2 separate regions of the Homo sapiens genome follow, and region 1 is linked to region 2. Evidence: chromatin loops called from intact Hi-C (ENCODE). Cell type or tissue: gastrocnemius medialis. All regions are shown on one strand. Links, peaks and the distances in the headings refer to the core of each region. The heading gives the core; the rest is flanking DNA.

Evidence for each region. Peaks named below come from ENCODE experiments on the same cell type or tissue, not always from the same donor. Only the 100,000 strongest peaks of a DNase experiment are listed, where the experiment ranks them.
Region 1: a loop joins it to region 2, with 2.9 times the contacts of the local background. A loop is called at or near these places in 18 of 110 quality-filtered maps.

Annotation. Positions count from the first base shown.
Region 1 is chr14:73,628,789-73,637,115 of GRCh38, forward strand. It overlaps a transcript of HEATR4 not described here and the pseudogene NDUFB8P1. Among named protein-coding and RNA genes, the nearest start is that of DNAL1, 12 kb to the right of the region's middle. RefSeq lists an enhancer at 4,540-4,589. In gastrocnemius medialis, for the core only: CTCF peaks have their summits at 4,831 (motif pointing left), 5,036 and 5,631; DNase peaks (open chromatin) are centred at 4,953 and 5,647; H3K4me3 peaks cover 1,470 bases; H3K27ac peaks cover 1,584 bases.
Region 2 is chr14:73,564,807-73,573,133 of GRCh38, forward strand. It overlaps ACOT2 (acyl-CoA thioesterase 2), which reads left to right and starts at 4,407. Exons shown (of 3, transcript NM_006821.6): 1 at 4,407-5,077. The coding sequence starts at 4,435. It also overlaps a transcript of HEATR4 not described here and the pseudogene NT5CP1. RefSeq lists enhancers at 1,713-2,230, 2,624-3,823, 5,018-5,187. In gastrocnemius medialis, for the core only: CTCF peaks have their summits at 4,417 and 6,334 (motif pointing left); DNase peaks (open chromatin) are centred at 4,395, 5,133, 5,535 and 6,394; H3K4me3 peaks cover 2,631 bases; H3K27ac peaks cover 2,720 bases.

The DNA.
Region 1 (8,327 bases), core at 199-8,198, 64 kb after region 2:
TGCCGGTAATCCTAGCATTTTGGGAAGCCGAGGCTGGTGGATGACCGGAGGTCAGGAGTTTGAGACCAGCCTGGTCAACATGGTGAAACCCCCGTCTCTACTAAAAATACAAAAAAGTTACCCGGGCATAGTGGTGGGCGCCTGTAATCCCACCTACTTGGGAGGCTGAGGCAGGAGAATTCCCTGTACCTGGGAGGTGGAGGTTGCAGTGAGCCGAGATAACGCCACTGCACTTCAGCCTGAGCAACAAGAGCGAGAGTATGTTCCCAAAAAAAAAAAAAGAAAGAAAAAAAAATTGCCACAGCCACACCAACCTTCTGCAACCACCACCCTAGTGAGTCTGTGGCCTTCAAATGGAGGCAAAAATATCAGCAAAAAGATTACGACCCACTGAAGTCTCAGATAATCATTAGCATTATTTAGCAGAGGTGTGTTTTTTCATTAAGGTATGTACTTTTTTTAAACATAATGCTATGGCAACTTAATAGACTACAGTATATTATACACCTTTTATATGCACTGGGAAACCAAACATTCATGTGACTCACTTTATTGTGATATGTGCTTTATTGCAGTGGTCTGGAAGCAAATCTGCAATATCTCCCAGGTATCCCTGTATTAACAATTATTATTTCAGATAAGGAAATGGAGATCCAAGAGAAGAAACATGCCTGGTTAGTGGGAGAGCTAAGTCAGTCCAAGGCCAAAGCCCATGCCTTCACTGACCACTTGGCTCTAGTGCCTTCCAGCTTGAGGAGAGACTGGAAGAGTGCAGAGCTGCATGAAGGGGACTATAAGAAAGTTAATGGTATGTTAGGGTCACATGATGTAGCTTCACAACCCAAGGTGGAAAGTTTAGATTTTTTTTTTTTTTGAGATGGAGTCTCACTCTGTTGCCCAGGCTGGAGTGCAGTGGTGCAATCTCAGCTCACTGCAAGCTCTGCCTCCCGGGTTCACGCCATTCTCCTGCCTCAGCCTCCCAAGTAGCTGGGACTACAGGCACCCGCCACCAAGCCCGGCTAATTTTTTTGTATTTTTTTAGTAGAGACGGGGTTTCACCGTGTTAGCCAGGATGGTTTGGATCTCCTGACTTTGAGATCCGCCCTCCTCGGCCTCCCAAAGTGCTGGGATTACAGACGTGAACCACCACACCCGGCCCCAGATTACTTATTTCTTATCATTTTAAATTGGCTCCACCGCATTCCAGCTTGGGCGACAGAGCAAGACACCATCTCAAAAAAAATAAAAAATAAAAAACAAAAAAATTTAAAAAAAAAAGAAATATGATTGGACAAAAAGGGTACGTGGTGTCCTAATTAGACAAAGGGAGTCAGGCTGGTGGGAGCAGGGGAAAGCAAAAAGAAGACGCAGATAAGCTACCAGTCTGCCTTTCTTCATGGTCCAGGACACAGCCCTCCTGCACAAATAACTGATAATCTTCCTCCGCCCAACTATCACCAGACCCCTCCAAGTTAGCTCACTGCAACCTTGGTGTTATCGCTACTGCACAAATCCCTCTTCAACAGACAGCATAAACATTATTCTATAAAGTCCCCAGCAAGCCTTTGTTTCTTTGCAGTCAACTTCTCTTCTGCTGGCCTGCCTGTTGCAACGTTCTCGCAACGTATTTTCCTACTTTCTCTAATAAATCTGCCTTTCTTTACCTACAACTGTCTTGGTAAATTCTTTTACCCCATGCCACCATAGTGGTTCGCTCCCCCAATAAAATGCTACTAAGCTGAGTGGGGAAACCCAGCAAGGCCTGTCTGTCTAGATTCTTCTTGGCTTCTCTGAGCTTCATTCCTTCCTTCTGGGTGTGGGGCATGCCGGTCCCTCTTTAGAATGGGAATCACGACTTACAGTCAAATAAGGTAGATCAGATCATTTGTTTACAGCCAATTTTTACACAGAAAGGCAGAGGGAAAATTACAGTAATATTTTGAGGTTTTATCACTGGCTTTAGGGAAAAGGAGTTCTGGTTTCTATGATCTGCCTGGAAGAAAAGGGATTCTAGTTTTTATGGCTAGCCTCAGGGAAGAATGGGACTCAGAGCAGGGTGGCAGGAGAAGGGCAAAGAAAAACTTTCCCTTCTGAGGCCTTCATTTTGGGGTATTGTTCTCTGAGCCCCAACAATATTTATGGCGAAAGGACCAAAGACAGGACTTTAACAAGTCCTTGCTTTTCAGAGAAAAGTACCTTGCAGGTACTTACTTTTCAAAGAAAACAGGGTTGTTGGATGGCTCTAAACCAGAAACTCTTGGTCCAATGGCCATGTGTTTTCAGTGGCAAATACATTCTATCCAGAAATATGACACATGACAATTATTTATAGATAAATGGGATAAGATTTGAAAATGGGATTGTTTCTCCCCAAATTTAGGATTTATATACATACCCCTCTTCCTTGACAAGCAGTTTAATAAAATATGTTCACCTGGGTTAATTCACCTCATTTTACACATGCGTTTTAATTAAGATAGAATAGTAGAAAACAATTTTTTTTTTAATTTTTAGAGACCAGGTCTTGCTCTGTCACCCAGGCTGGGGTGCAGTGGTGCAATCCATAGCTCACTGCAACCTCTAACTCCTGGGCTCAAGTGGTCCTCCCACTTCAGCCTCCTGAGTAGCTAGGACAACAGGCATGAGCCACCATGGCCAGCTATTTGAAAAAATGTAGTAGGTGAAGGTAGTGGCGGCCAGGGCTGGGGTCCTGGGAGTCTAGTGGCCGCAAAGGGCATCCCAGAATGTGATGCCACTGGGTGCACAGACAGCCTCCCACATTACCAAGGGCATGCTCCCGGGGCCCTAACCTAAGACCCCAGAAGAACGGGTCGCTGCCACCAAGAAGTATAAATATGTGTGTGGAAGACTACGAGCCTTATTCGAATGACGGCATGGGGTATGGGGACTACCTGAAGCTCCCTGACCACTTATAGCAGAAGAGGGATCTGTGGTATAACTGAGACCACCTGGCCTGAGGTTGAACTGGGGATACACTGGCACCTAGACATGCATATCAGGAACCATGTAGCTATGTCCCCCACACCTGTTTCTTGGAATATCATGTGTATACAGCTCTTCGGCTCTGTGGCTTTCATGATGTTCATGTTCTGGGTGGGGGTGATTTACCCTGTCTACCAGCCCGTGGGACCAAAACAGTGTCCTTGCAATAATCTGTACCTGGAACAAGGTGGCGATCTCTCCAAAGAACCTGAGCCAGTGGTTGACTATGGATACCAGGAGGCTTTGTGGGCTTTTGCGCCCTCTAACTAAGACTCCCTCATTCCTATAAATTTAACCTTAATGAAATCCCTAATAAAACTCAGTGCTGTGGTGGTTTAAAAAAAAAAAAAGAAAAGGAAATTTGTAGAGATGGGGGTCTCGTTATGTTGCCCAGGGTGGTCTTGAACTCCTGGCCTCAAAGTGATCCTTCTGCCTCTGTCTCCCAAAATGCTGGGATTACAGGCATGAGCCACCATGCCTAGCCGGAAAACAAATTTTAAATTACATATATCAATACTTTCTTCACTGTGAAAGATTCAAGTAATACAGATAAAATAAAAGGTCCTCTTAACTCATTACCCAATCTCAGTCTTCTCCCAAGGGTAGTTACTATTACCAGTTTGAAGTGTTTCCTTCCAGAACCATTCCAGAACCATTTTGTATATATATACAAAATACAATATTCATATGTATGAATGAAAAACTATGGTTTTATTTTGTGGGTTCAAGGCCTTTTCTCTCTCTTAAAAAAACAGAAATGTAATATACTTGGCTGGGGGCAGTGGCTCATGCCTGTAATCCCAGCACTTTGGGAGGCCAAGGCAGGGGGATCACCTGAGGTCAGGAGTTCAAGACCAGCCTGGCCAACATGGTGAAACCCCATCTCTACTAAAAATACAAAAATTAGCCAGATGCAGTGGTTTGCGCCTATAATCCCAGCTACTAGGGAGGCTGAGGTAGGAGAATCACTTGAACCCGGGAAGTGGAGGTTGCAGTGAGCCAAGATCACGCCATTGCACTCCAGCCTGGGTGACAGAGTGAGACCCTGTCTCAAAAAAAAAAAAAAAAGAAGAAGAAGAAATGTAATATACTTGTAAGCTTTTCTTCTGCATACAAAAAATATACATTGTTAACACTTGTTCCAGTCCACAGGACAATAGAACTTATTTCCTTAGGGTATATATCTGTAATTCAGCTTTCTCTCTCTCTCTCTCTCTTTTTTTTTTTTTTTGAGATGGGGTCTCATTCTGTCCCCCAAGCTGGAGTGCAATGGCACAATATCGGCTCACTGCAGCCTCCGCCTCCCGGTTTCATGCGATTCTCTCGCCTCAGCCTCCCGAGTAGCTGGGATTACAGGTGCCTGCCACCACGCCTGGCTAATTTTTGAATTTTTAGTAGAGATTTGGTTTCACCATTCTGGCCAGGCTGGTCTCGAACTCCTGACCTCACGTGATCCATCCGCTTCGGCCTCCTAAAGTGCTGGGATTACAGGCGTGAGCCACTGCGGGCTGTCCTGTAGTTCCACTTTCTGAATGAAAAAGCAAAATTTATGCTCCCTCCTGAGCTCATCCCCTATGTCCCCGCTGGGCTCGTTTTAGGTCTTTGCTGGCATTCAAGTTGGGGAAGTGTCTCTCCACCAGTTTCTATTATCAATCCCTACTATTTTATAGTTCAATTCAGTATCTCATCGGAAACGTTTAAACTTTAACTTTGATAGTCTTTCTTAATCCAGGACAAAGATTACTTAAAACGGAGGAAAGGAATTTGTTAGGACCCTAGCACACTTGGCCTCCTTCAATCAGGCTTAGGGAATATTGACCCCTGGTGGCCAGTGAGGAAATTCAGAGGCGGCCAGAGGCCGGCACTTACCGTTAAAAATGCTTAACTTTATTCGCCACACGTCCGGGGTAAACTCGCGAGGGGATCCTACCTCTTCCAGATGGTTCCACACGGGACCTCTAGGAGCTCAAAGGACCCTGGGCCCTCCGAAGTCGTCTCTTCTTGCAGCCCGTTGCTAAGTGGCGCCGCAGGGACCAGCCCAGGTCCCATCACGTGGCCCTGCAGGGTTTTGCCCCACAGGGCCACGACCTGCCAGGCCGGGCCCCCCTCCTCCCTCCTCTTCAGCGCGGAACCTCGGCCGCCAGTGCCAGGCCGCCTCGACCTTGGCGGAGGTCAAAGCCGCGACAGTCCCGGACCATGTGGCCGGCGGTCCGGGCAGCGCTCCGAGCCTCTGGGGTCCCCCTCCAGGCCTGGAGGCCGATATCCACATCGTCCTTTTTCTCCCAAAAGGCCGCGACCCTGACCGTCACGCCCAAGACTGGGCTGGCCGACAAGTGCCTGGATATGAAAGCAGAAGGCTTGGGCTCGGGGGAGCCGGTGACCCTGCAGGTGTCGGGCGTCAGCCACCGAGGCCGCCTCTTCCACTCCCTTGCCCACTACGAGGTGGACAGCGGCGGGGGGCTGGACCTGGCCGGGGACCTGGCTCTAGGAGGCGACTTCACGGGCGTGGGGCCCATGGGGCTCCTGTGGAGCCTCATGCCGGCCGCTTCGAAGGATCCACGCCTCAGTCGAATGCGGAGGGCCGCCTTGAAAAACCCCCTCATAGTGGAGGTGACCATCCACCTAACGCCGCTGCAGCAGGCGGCGCCGCTGAGTCCGGCGCTGGCCTCGGCCCAGGTGCAGCGCTGGTTCTCCATCCCCGAGCTGCGCCGCGCGCCTGCGAGCCGGCCGCCTGCGGGGGGTCTTCCTGCTGCCATCAGGTGCGGGGGCCCTTTTCCGCAGAGTGCCTGACAGCAGAGTGAGGGAATCGACTGGCTTGCTTTGCTAGCTGGTTTGTCATCTGAAAACAAAGCGAGCTCCTTAATCCCTTTATTTTGTCTCCTAGACTTCAAGTGGAACATTCATTCCCCTAGATGGTGGCTAGGATCCAAATTTCATCTGCTTATGCACCTTTCTTCTGCCAGCTGCTCACCCGCCAGAGTCCTAGTGCTGCATACGCTATTCCTTAGGAGCATAGACCCTGCGTGTTTGCTATATTAAGCATAAGATTGCTGCAAAGTTTCTAGCATTAAATGCTTTTGTTTGCTTACAGCAGTCTCAACCTCCTGAGCCCAAGCGATCCTCCCACCTCAGCCTTCAGAGTAGAGTAGCTGGGACAGCAGCCATGTGCCACCCAGGTAAATTTTTTTTTTATTTTTTGTAGAGACAGGGTTTCCCTACGTTGCCCAGCCTGGTCTTGAACTCGTGGGCTCCAGCGATCCTCCCACCTTGGCCTCCCCAAGTGTTGGGATTACAGGTGTGAACCACCACACCCAGCCATCTTTCTTTTTTAAATTCTTATTTTTTTAGAGACTAGGTCTTGCTCTGTCACCCAGGCTGGAGTGCAATGGCATCATGATAGCTTATTGCAGCCTCGACCTTCTGGGCTCAAGTGATCCTTCCACCTCATCTTCTCAAAGTGCTGGGATTACAGGCGTACATGGCCTCATTTTAACCTTTTTGTTTTTTTAGAGATAGGGTCTTGCTATGCTGCCCAGACTGGTCTTGAACTCCTGGCCTTAAGCAGTCCTCCCACCTCAACTTCTCAAAGTACTGGGATTACAGACACACACAACTGAGCCTGGCTTTATTATTATTATTATTATTATTATTATTATTATTATTATTATTATTATTTGAGACAGGGTCTCACTCTGTCACCCTGGCTGGAGTGCAGTGGCACTGTCACGGCTCACTGCAACCTCCCTTCCAGGGCTGAAGCGATTCTCCCACCTCAGCCTCCCAAGTAGCTGGAACTACAGGATCTCACCACTCTGCCCAGCCACTTTTACTTTAATTGGAATAACAAAGGAATATATCTGAAAAATACCAGGAAACAATTGGCCGATAAATTCTTCTCTTGGAATAGTGAAGGAATAAAACATCCCCAACAGGACTGTTGAAAGAGAAATAATAGACCAACGTTGGGAGGATATTAGTTTGACATTTTACTATCTCTTCACACATGTAGTTCATTTTATAGTACACCTTCATTAGACCTTTAAAACAGTTTAATCCCTGTCAAATTATGGATTCTGGTGACTCTGACTATATCTTAAATTTATTGAGAAATCAAAGGGCCCTTTAAATTTGGATGTCTGGGTTTGTTTTTGTTTTTTGATTCTTTGTTTGTTTTTTGAGACGTAGTCTCACTCTGTTGCCCAGGCTAGAGTGCAGTGGTGAGATCTCAGCTCACTGCAACCTCCGTCACCCAAGTTGAAGCGGTTCTCCCACCTCAGCCTCCCGACTAGCTGGGATCACAGGCATGCACCACCACAACCAGCTAGTTTTTTGTATTTTTAGTAGAGATGGGTTTTTGGGGTTTCACCATGATGACCAGGCTGGTCTCGAACTCCCGACCTCAAATGATCTGCTCACCTCGGCCTCCCAAAGTGCTGGGATTACAGGCATGAGCCACTGTACCTGGCTTTAAAAATCTCATGCTAAAAACCAGACATCCAGCCGGATGCAGTGGCTCACGCCTGTAATCTCAGCACTTTGAGAGGCCGAGGCGGGCAGATCACCTGAGGTCAGCAGTTTGAGACCAGCCTGGCCAACGTGTAGTGAAACCCCGTCTCTACTAAAAAATACAAAAATTAGCTGGGCATGGTGGCACACACCTGTAGTCCCAGCTACTTGGGAAGCTGAGGCAGGAGAATCGCTTGAACCTGGCAGGTGGAGGTTGTAGTGAGCTGAGATCGCACCACTGTACCTTAGCCTGGGCAACAGATCAAGACTCCGTCTCTCAAACAAACAAACGAACAAACAAAAGCAGACATCCGGCCAGCACGGTGGCTTACCCCTGTAATCCCAGCACTTTCGGAGGCTGAGGTGGGTGGATCGCCTGAGGTCAGGAGTTCAAGACCAGCCTGGCCAACATGGCAGAAACCTTGTCTCTACAAAAATTAGCAGGGTGCAGTGGGGCACAAGAATTGCTTGAGCCCGGGAGGTGTGGAGGTTGCAGTGAGTCCAGACTATGCCACTGCATTCCAGCCTGGGCTATGGGAGTGAAACCCTGTCTAAAAAAAGAAAAAAAAAAGGAGATTTTTATTCTTACATAACTCAAAGCTTGCAGAACTATTTGCTTAGACTTATCAGGACTTGTACTTCAAACCAAAACACTTCCCATATATTTGGTGCGATTTTTCTTTTTCTTTTTTTCCATTTACCAGTGATTAACTCACAGGGAAAAAAATATAAAAATATTTTTACATTTATAGAATCAAAATAGCTCAAATAAATGTCTATTTCAACCACAATAATAAATCCATTTCCACAAAACAGAT
Region 2 (8,327 bases), core at 164-8,163:
ATCTCCTGCCTAGGACTCCCTCCTAACAGCTGGAACTACAAGCATGAACCACTGCACCCAGCTACTGGTGTATTGTTTCAGTAGTCTTTTTAAAAAATGTTAATATCTTGGTAAAAAATATATTTATACTGTTCTCTAACCTGCTTTTTTCATCAGTGTGATGGAAAAATGCTCATCATATATTCTTCTGCTATATAACTTTAGATGTCTACACTGATTTCATTTATGACATCACAATTAAACTGGTTAAACCAAATTCATATTGCTCACTTGTTTCTAATTTTTTCTCTATTAAAATGATATGATAAGCATCCTTGTAGCCAAATATTTACACACATTCATTAAGGTTTACTTAAAAGAAATTCCTAGACGTGGAGCTGAGTCAAAGAGAAGGGATCTTTTAAGTATTTTTGCACTGATTGCCATGAAAAGGTCATACCAGTTTATACATTCATCAATATATGAGTTTCTTTTCTAAATCTTCTTCAACATCATGTGAGAGACAGTTAAAGCATAGTTGTTCAGAGCCCAGGCTTGAGAATCAGATTTCAAAGGTATGAACCCTCTCCCTTTTTCTTTTCCTTTTTTTTTTTTTTTTCTGAGGAGTCTTGCTCAGTCGCCCAGGCTGGAGTGCAGTGGCCCAATCTCGGCTCACTGCAAGTGTGTCCAGAATTGGTGGATTCTTGGTCTCACTGACTTCAAGAATGAAGCCGTGGACCCTCACGGGAGCATTACAGCTCTTAAAGGTGGCATGTCCAGAGTTCGTTCCTTCTGATGTTCGGATGTGTTCGGAGTTTCTTCCTTCTGGTGGGTTCATGGTCTCGCTGGCTTAGGACTGAAGCTGCGGACCTTCGTGGTGAGTGTTACAGCTCTTAAGGCGGCGTGTCTGGAGTTGTTCGTTTTTCCCGGTGAGTTCATGGTCTCGCTGGCTTCAGGAGTGAAGCTACAGACCTTGGTGGTGAGTGTTAGAGCTCATAAAGGCAGTGTGGACGCAAAGAGTGAGCAGCAGTAAGATTTATTGCAAAGAACGAAAGAACAAAGTTTCCACAGTGTGGAAGGGGGACCCCAGCGGGTTGCCACTGCTGGCTAGGGCAGCCTGCTTTTATTCTCTTATCTGGCCCCACTCACATCCTGCTGATTGGTAGAGCCCAGGGGTCTGTTTTGACAGGGCACTGATTGGTGCGTTTACAATTCCTCAGCTAGACACAAAAGTTCTCCACGTCCCCACCAGAATAGTTAGATACAGAGTGTTGACACAAAGGTTCTCCAAGTCCCCACCAGAGTAGCTAGATACAGAGTGTTGATTGGTGCATTCACAAACCCTGAGCTAGACACAGGGTGCTGATTGGTGTGTTTACAAACCTTGAGCTAGATACAGAGTGCCGATTGGTGTATTTACAATCCCCTAGCTAGACATAAAGGTTCTCCAAGTTCCCACTAGACTCAGGAGCCCAGCTGGCTTCACCCAGTGGATCGTGCACTGGGGCTGCAGGTGGAGCTGCCTGCCAGTCCCGCACCGTGAGCCCACACTCCTCAGCCCTTGGGTGGTCAATGGGACTGGGCTCCGTGGAGCAGGGGGCGGCGCTCGTCAGGGAAGCTCAGGCTGCACAGGAGCCCACGGAGGCGGGGGGAGGCTCAGGCATGGAGGGCTGCAGGTCCTAAGCCCTTTCCCGTGGGAAGGCAGCTAAGGCCCAGCGAGAAATTGAGCACAGCGCCAGTGGGCCGGCACTGCTGGGGGACCCAGCACACCCTCCGCAGCCGCTGGCCCAGGTGCTAAGCCCCTCATTGCCCGGGGCTGGCAGGGCCAGCTGGCGGCTCCGAGTGTGGGGCCCACCAAGCCCATGCCCACCTGGAACTCCAGCTGGCCCGCAAGTGCGGAACGCAGCCTCAGTTCCCACTTGCGCCTCTCCCTCCACACCTCCCTGCAAGCTGAGGGAGACGGCTCCGGCCTTGGCCAGCCCAGAAAGGGGCTCCCACAGTGCAGCGGTGGGCTGAAGGGCTTCTCAAGTGCCGCCAAAGTGGGAGCCCAGGCAGAGGAAGTGCTGTGAGGGCTGCCAGCACGCTGTCACCTCTCACAAGCTCCACCTCTGGGGTTCACGCCATTCTCCTGCCTCAGCCTCTGGAGCAGCTGGGACTACAGGTGCCTGCCACCATGCCCAGTTAATTTCTTGTATTTTTTTTTAGTAGAGATGGGGTTTCACTGTGTTAGCCAGGATGGTGTCGATCTCCTGACCTCATGATCCACCCGCCTCAGCCTCCCAAAGTTCTGGGATTACAGGTGTGAGCCACCGCGCCCATCCCCTTTTTCTTTTTAGAGACAGGGTCTTGCTATGTTGTCCAGGTTGGTGCGAAACTCCTGGCCTTAAGCAACCCTGCCACCTCAGCCTCCAAGTAAACTGGGATTACAGGCGTGAGCCATCTTGCCCAACTTCCACTTTCTAGCTGTGTGATCTTCAGAAAATCAGTTAAATTCTCTGGGCCTTAATTTACTGATAGGGTTCTTGTAAGTATTAACCATTAGCTACTATTGAGAGGTGAAGACCGCTGGGCTTCTGGGTTGGGTGGGGACTTGGAGAACTTTTTTGTCTAGCTAAAGGATTGTAAATGCACCAATCAGCACTCTGTGTCTAGCTAAAGGTTTGTAAACGCACCAATCAGCACTGGGTAAAAACGAACCAATCAGCACTTTGTAAAACGAACCAATCAGCACTCTGTAAAATGGAAAATCAGCGCTCTGTAAAATGGACCAATCAGCAGGACATGAGCAGGGCCAAATAAGGGAATAAAAGCTGGTCACCCCAGCTAGTAGTGGTAACCTGCGTGAGTTCCGCTCCAGGCTGATGGAAGCTTTGTTCTTTTGTACTTCACAATAAACCTTGCTACTGCTCCTTCTTTGGGTCCATACTGCATTTCAGAGCTGTAACACCGTGAAGGTATACAGCTTCACTCCTGAAGCCAAGACCATGAACCCACTGAGAGGAACAAGAAAAACAACTCTGGACCTGCTGCCTTTATGAGCTGTAACACTCACCTTGAAGGTCTGTGGCTTTACTCTTGAAGTCGGTGAGAAGCGAGACCATGAACCCACCAGAAGGAACACATTCCGGACGCATCTGAACATCAGAGGAAACAAACTCCAGACACACTACTTTTCAGAACTGTATTAAGAACTGTAACAGTCACTGCGAGGGTCTGCGGCTTCATTCTTGATGTCAGCGAGACCAAGAATCCACCAGAAGGAACCAATTCCAGACACAGAATTATTTGCCTTCTTACTTCCTGAGAGTTCTAGGCACAGAACATACTTGAGGTGTTATACAAAGGTAATTAGAACTGACAGGGAATTGTATGATTAATGACGTGGGACATGAGAGATTTGGAACGAGATAAAAAGGCTTACCTTGAGGACAGCCTTATTAGGAGCAGAGGCAAACACAGGTTTTGTGGGTTTGAAGCCTACACATTTATAGCTTTCTCTAATTACACAGGTAGGAAATTATAAAATCAGGTACAAGGGCTTGGCAGGGGCCTAAAGCTTAAGTGATGAAAAAAAAAAACACCACACCTCTGGTGAAACCAATAGCTTACGAAAAAGTAGAAAAAAGCGCGATGCATGGGGAGCTCCGGTAGTCCTTTGAGGTATTTGAGAGGCTGAGTCAGGAAGATGGCTTGAGCACCAGGAGTTGGAGGTTTGTAAGTGCAGTGATGGTAAACTGCCGCTGTACTCCAGTCTGGCAATGTAGTGAGACCCTGTCTCTCAAAAAAAAAAAGTAACCCTTGCCTGACTGGGACAATAATTGAGAAACCAGTAAAACAAAATAATAACTATTAGCCGGGCGCGGTGGCTCATGCCTGTAAATCCTAGCATTTTGGGAGGCTGAGGCGGGCGGATTACAAAGTCAGGAGTTTGAGAAATTACTACCTATTACCCCATTTGGCTATTTTTACACTTGTAAGGAATGAAGCTCAGAGGTCACACAGCTAGTAAGAAGCCAGCACCCTTCGATGTGGGATTGATGTGGAGGATAGGCATATACAGAGAACACAAAAGCAAAACACCATGGTGCAGATTTTGAAAGAAAAGCCCTAAGATTAGTAATGAGTGTGAATTATTCAACAAAGTGATCAAAACTAACTCCAGCTCTGCATTCCTCTTCGCCATCAGGAGTTTGGAGCCTGGAGACTGCTAGCTGCCTGGTTCTTTAAGAACCAGCCCTGGTCCAGCCCATTCCGCAGGCCAGCAAGCTTCTGAAAAGCAAACCTAGGAAGTAGCTTTCCAACATAAAGTGGAGGTTTCAACACAGGAGACTTTAAGCAAGTTCCAGTGTGTCTATATTTGGTCTGGCTGATCGGCTGGACTCTGGCCTTCCCCGCTCACGTTAGCAGACAGCTCTGCCCTAGTGGGCGCTTAGCCTGCGACGGCAGCCCGAGAGGATGTCTAACAAGCTTCTTTCTCCCCACCCCCATTCAGTTGTTCTCAGGTCTGAATTCAAAATGGCCTCATCTCCTGCTGTCCTTCGAGCGTCCCGGCTGTACCAATGGAGCCTGAAGAGTTCGGCGCAGTTCCTGGGGTCTCCACAGCTGAGGCAGGTTGGTCAGATCATTAGGGTTCCTGCTCGGATGGCGGCGACGCTGATCCTGGAGCCTGCGGGCCGCTGCTGCTGGGACGAACCGGTGCGAATCGCCGTGCGCGGCCTAGCCCCGGAGCAGCCGGTCACGCTGCGCGCGTCCCTGCGCGACGAGAAGGGCGCGCTTTTCCAGGCCCACGCGCGCTACCGCGCCGACACTCTTGGCGAGCTGGACCTGGAGCGCGCGCCCGCGCTGGGCGGCAGCTTCGCGGGGCTTGAGCCCATGGGGCTGCTCTGGGCCTTGGAGCCCGAGAAACCTTTGGTGCGGCTGGTGAAGCGCGACGTGCGAACGCCCTTGGCCGTGGAGCTGGAGGTGCTGGATGGCCACGACCCCGACCCCGGGCGGCTGCTGTGCCAGACGCGGCACGAGCGCTACTTCCTCCCGCCCGGGGTGCGGCGCGAGCCGGTGCGCGTGGGCCGGGTGCGAGGCACGCTCTTCCTGCCGCCAGGTGACTCACCTCCGCTAATTGTTCCGTGTTCGTTCGCCTTTCACTTTGTGTGTCTCCCCCGCCCCACGCTTTTCGCTTATGTGTATGCCCCCCCGCCGCGCCCCCGGGCTATATTGCCCAGGCAGGTTTCGAATTCCTGGTCTCCAGCTATCTTCCCGCCTCTGCCTCCCTAAGAGCTGGGATTACAGGGTGAGCCACCGCGCCCGGCACTTTGAGGGGAGTTACACTTTTTTTTTTTTTCCGTCCCTGCCCTTTTCACACGAAGAAGGGATGTAGCTTCCAACCTTCCGGAGGTTAGTGTAAAGAAACAGGAATGGAATGGAAAGCTGATTGGGGAAGTGTCCCTGCCGCTCCAAAACTGAGAGGTCCCTCAAACCTAGTGCTCAGTTAAAAGACATTGTAAGGGCCAGGCGCAGTGGCTCACGCTTGTAATCCCAGCACTTTGGGAAGTCTCGGCGGGCAGATCACGAGATCAAAAGATTGAGGCCATCCTGACTAACACGGTGAAACCCCGTCTCTACTAAAAATACAAAACAGTAGCTGGGCGTAGTAGCGGGCGCCTGTAGTCCCAGCTACTCGGGAGGCTGAGGCAGGAGAATGGTGTGAACCCGGGAGGCAGAGTTTGTAGTGAGCTGAGATCGCGCCACTGCACTCCAGCCTGGGCGACAGAGCGAGACTCCGTCTCAAAAAAAAGACATTGTAAGGAAAGGAAAAAGACACTTATATTAAAAACAAAACAGGCCGGGCGCGGTGGCTAACGCCTGTAATCCTAGCGCTTTGGGAGGCCGAGGCCGGCGGATCACCTGAGGTCAGGAGTTCGAGACCAGCCTGGCCAACATGGTGAAACCCCATCTCTACTAAAAATAGAAAAATTAGCCAGGCGTGGTGGTGCATGCCTGTAGTCCCAACTACTTAGGAGGTTGAGGCAGGAGAATCGCTGGAACCCGGGAGGCAGAGGTTGCAGTGAGCTGAGATCATGCCATTGCACTCCAGCCTGGGGGACAAGAGTGACTCTATCTTAAAAAAAAAAAAAAAAAATTCAGGTAGTTTCAATTTTTTAATGTTCTTATTTATGTATTGACTAGGAAGCCACTTTTTTTTTTTTTTAAATAAGAATTCCGACTGGTTTTCTCACTGTATTTCCATGGCAGCTAGGAGGTGCCAGGTGGCTGGGCCTGTGACAGTGCAGAGGTTTTGGTGCCTGCCCGCCCACCATTGCTCCAGCTGCAGCTGCTGCCCCCTGCAGGGCCTGTTCGTTCCTGCTGCCTAGCTCCCCGCTGGCTGGCTATGATCTCCCTGTTACCATTCCAGGAGAGCAGCCGCGTCCCTATGCATGGCAGGACCAGGTACTATTGTGGCCTCTCCTCTTGGCCTCGAATGGTATCTTTGTCATCAGTGAGCAAGTCCCCAAAGACCACGGTCTTGTCCATTGTCAGGATAATTCACTCCACAAGCTGGGGCTCCAGGTGCTGCCCTACCCAGCGGTGCTTCTCACCCACACAGTGGTCATACTTTGGCAGGGGCTGGTGCAGTGTGAAGACCTCGGTGTTTTGCATGTGCTTCATCTCTTGCAAGGTCCTCCGGGGTTGGGCTTCAAGACTAGGGAAAAGCCTGGGCTTCACACCCGTGGGCCACTTTATCCACCAGGTCCGGCAGCAGGGTGAGGTACTGCTTCCAGACCAGGAAGCTGCGGTGCTGCTGCAGTGTCACATGCAGCTCCCTGAGAAGGGGCGGCTGAAGCCCCGCAGGAGGCCGTCTGGAAGCTGCCAGCACGCGGTCCCTGTCCATCAGCACACGCGTGGGCTGTGCTCATCGCTGCCGGGGCACTGGGGTTTCTCGGGATCCTAGGGGTATGGGGCCCAGAAATGTTCTTTAAAAGTTTCTCATTTTTGCAACTTTTCTTTGAATTCGCACAGTATGTTAAGATTTATGTAAATTAGCATTTACAATAGGAAAACCTCTTCCTGTCAAATGGAAATTTGAGGTTACTGGATACTTTTATATTACATAAAGAGCAATCAGCCAGTGTAAAAATGAAATGATGCTTATCCTTATTAATAATCAAAGAAATGCAAAATAAAACAACAGAGTACATTTCACACCCTCAGAAGTGGCCCACTTTTAGAAGCTAGCATTATCAATTGCTGACCAGTATGTGGAGGAAATGAAACTCACTGCTAGAAGGAGCAACATATTCATCTGCTCTGGGCAACAATTTGTCTTAACTTACAAAGTTAAATATGTTATTCTACTTGTACATGTGCACCAGGAGGCATATTCCTTATAAGAGGCCAGATGAGCAGTCTGGATTAATTTAAAAAAAGAGCAAAGTCAACTGGAAACAGTCCAAATGTCCATCAACAATAGAACAGATTAATAAATTGAGGTATATTTCCAGCAGTCAAAGTGATTGAACTACAGCTACAAGAATCAACATCTATCAAGATATACAAAAGAAAAGAAAAAAAAAGAATCAACATGGATGAATCTCCAAACCACTGTTGAGTGAAACAGTCAAACCCTAGGAGAACACATTCAGTATCATTCCATTTAGATACAATTCAAAAACTAGGCAAAATAAAATATTAAGGTACATAATCTAAGTGGTAATACTATGAAGAAAACCAAGAGTGATACACAGAAAGTCCAGGATACTGGAAAGAGAGGAAAGGGCACAGGGGTCTGTGGGACGTTGATGGTTTGCGGGTATCAGCACTGAACTATGTCTTAAAAGTGTTGCCTGTAAGGTGTTTGCATTTTTTTTTTTTTTTTTTTTTTTTTTGAGACAGTGTCTCGCTCTTTCGCCCAGGCTGGAGTAGTGGCACAATCTTGGCTCACTGCAACCTCCACCTCCCGGGTTCAAGCGATTCTCCTCCCTCAGCCTCCCGAGTAGCTGGGATTACAGGTGGCCGCCACCACACCCAGCTAATTTTTGTATTTTTAGTACAGATGGGGTTTCACCATGTTGGCCAGGCTGGTCTCGAACTCCTGACCTCAGGTGATCCACCCGTCTCAGCCTCCCAAAGTGCTGGGGTTACAGGCGTGAGCCACCGGACCCAGCCTGCATTATTACTATTTAATTTTGTGTGAAACACAAAACCTTTAATGTAAATGATAAAAATATCAGTAAGTGGAGTCATTCAGAATGAGTAGCCTTTTGAGTCTGTCTCCGTTGAGTAAGTGCATTCTGTTGAGTGCACTGGAGAGGAATTTGTGCTCTTCTATGTAGCAGTCTTTCTTTTTGTTTCTT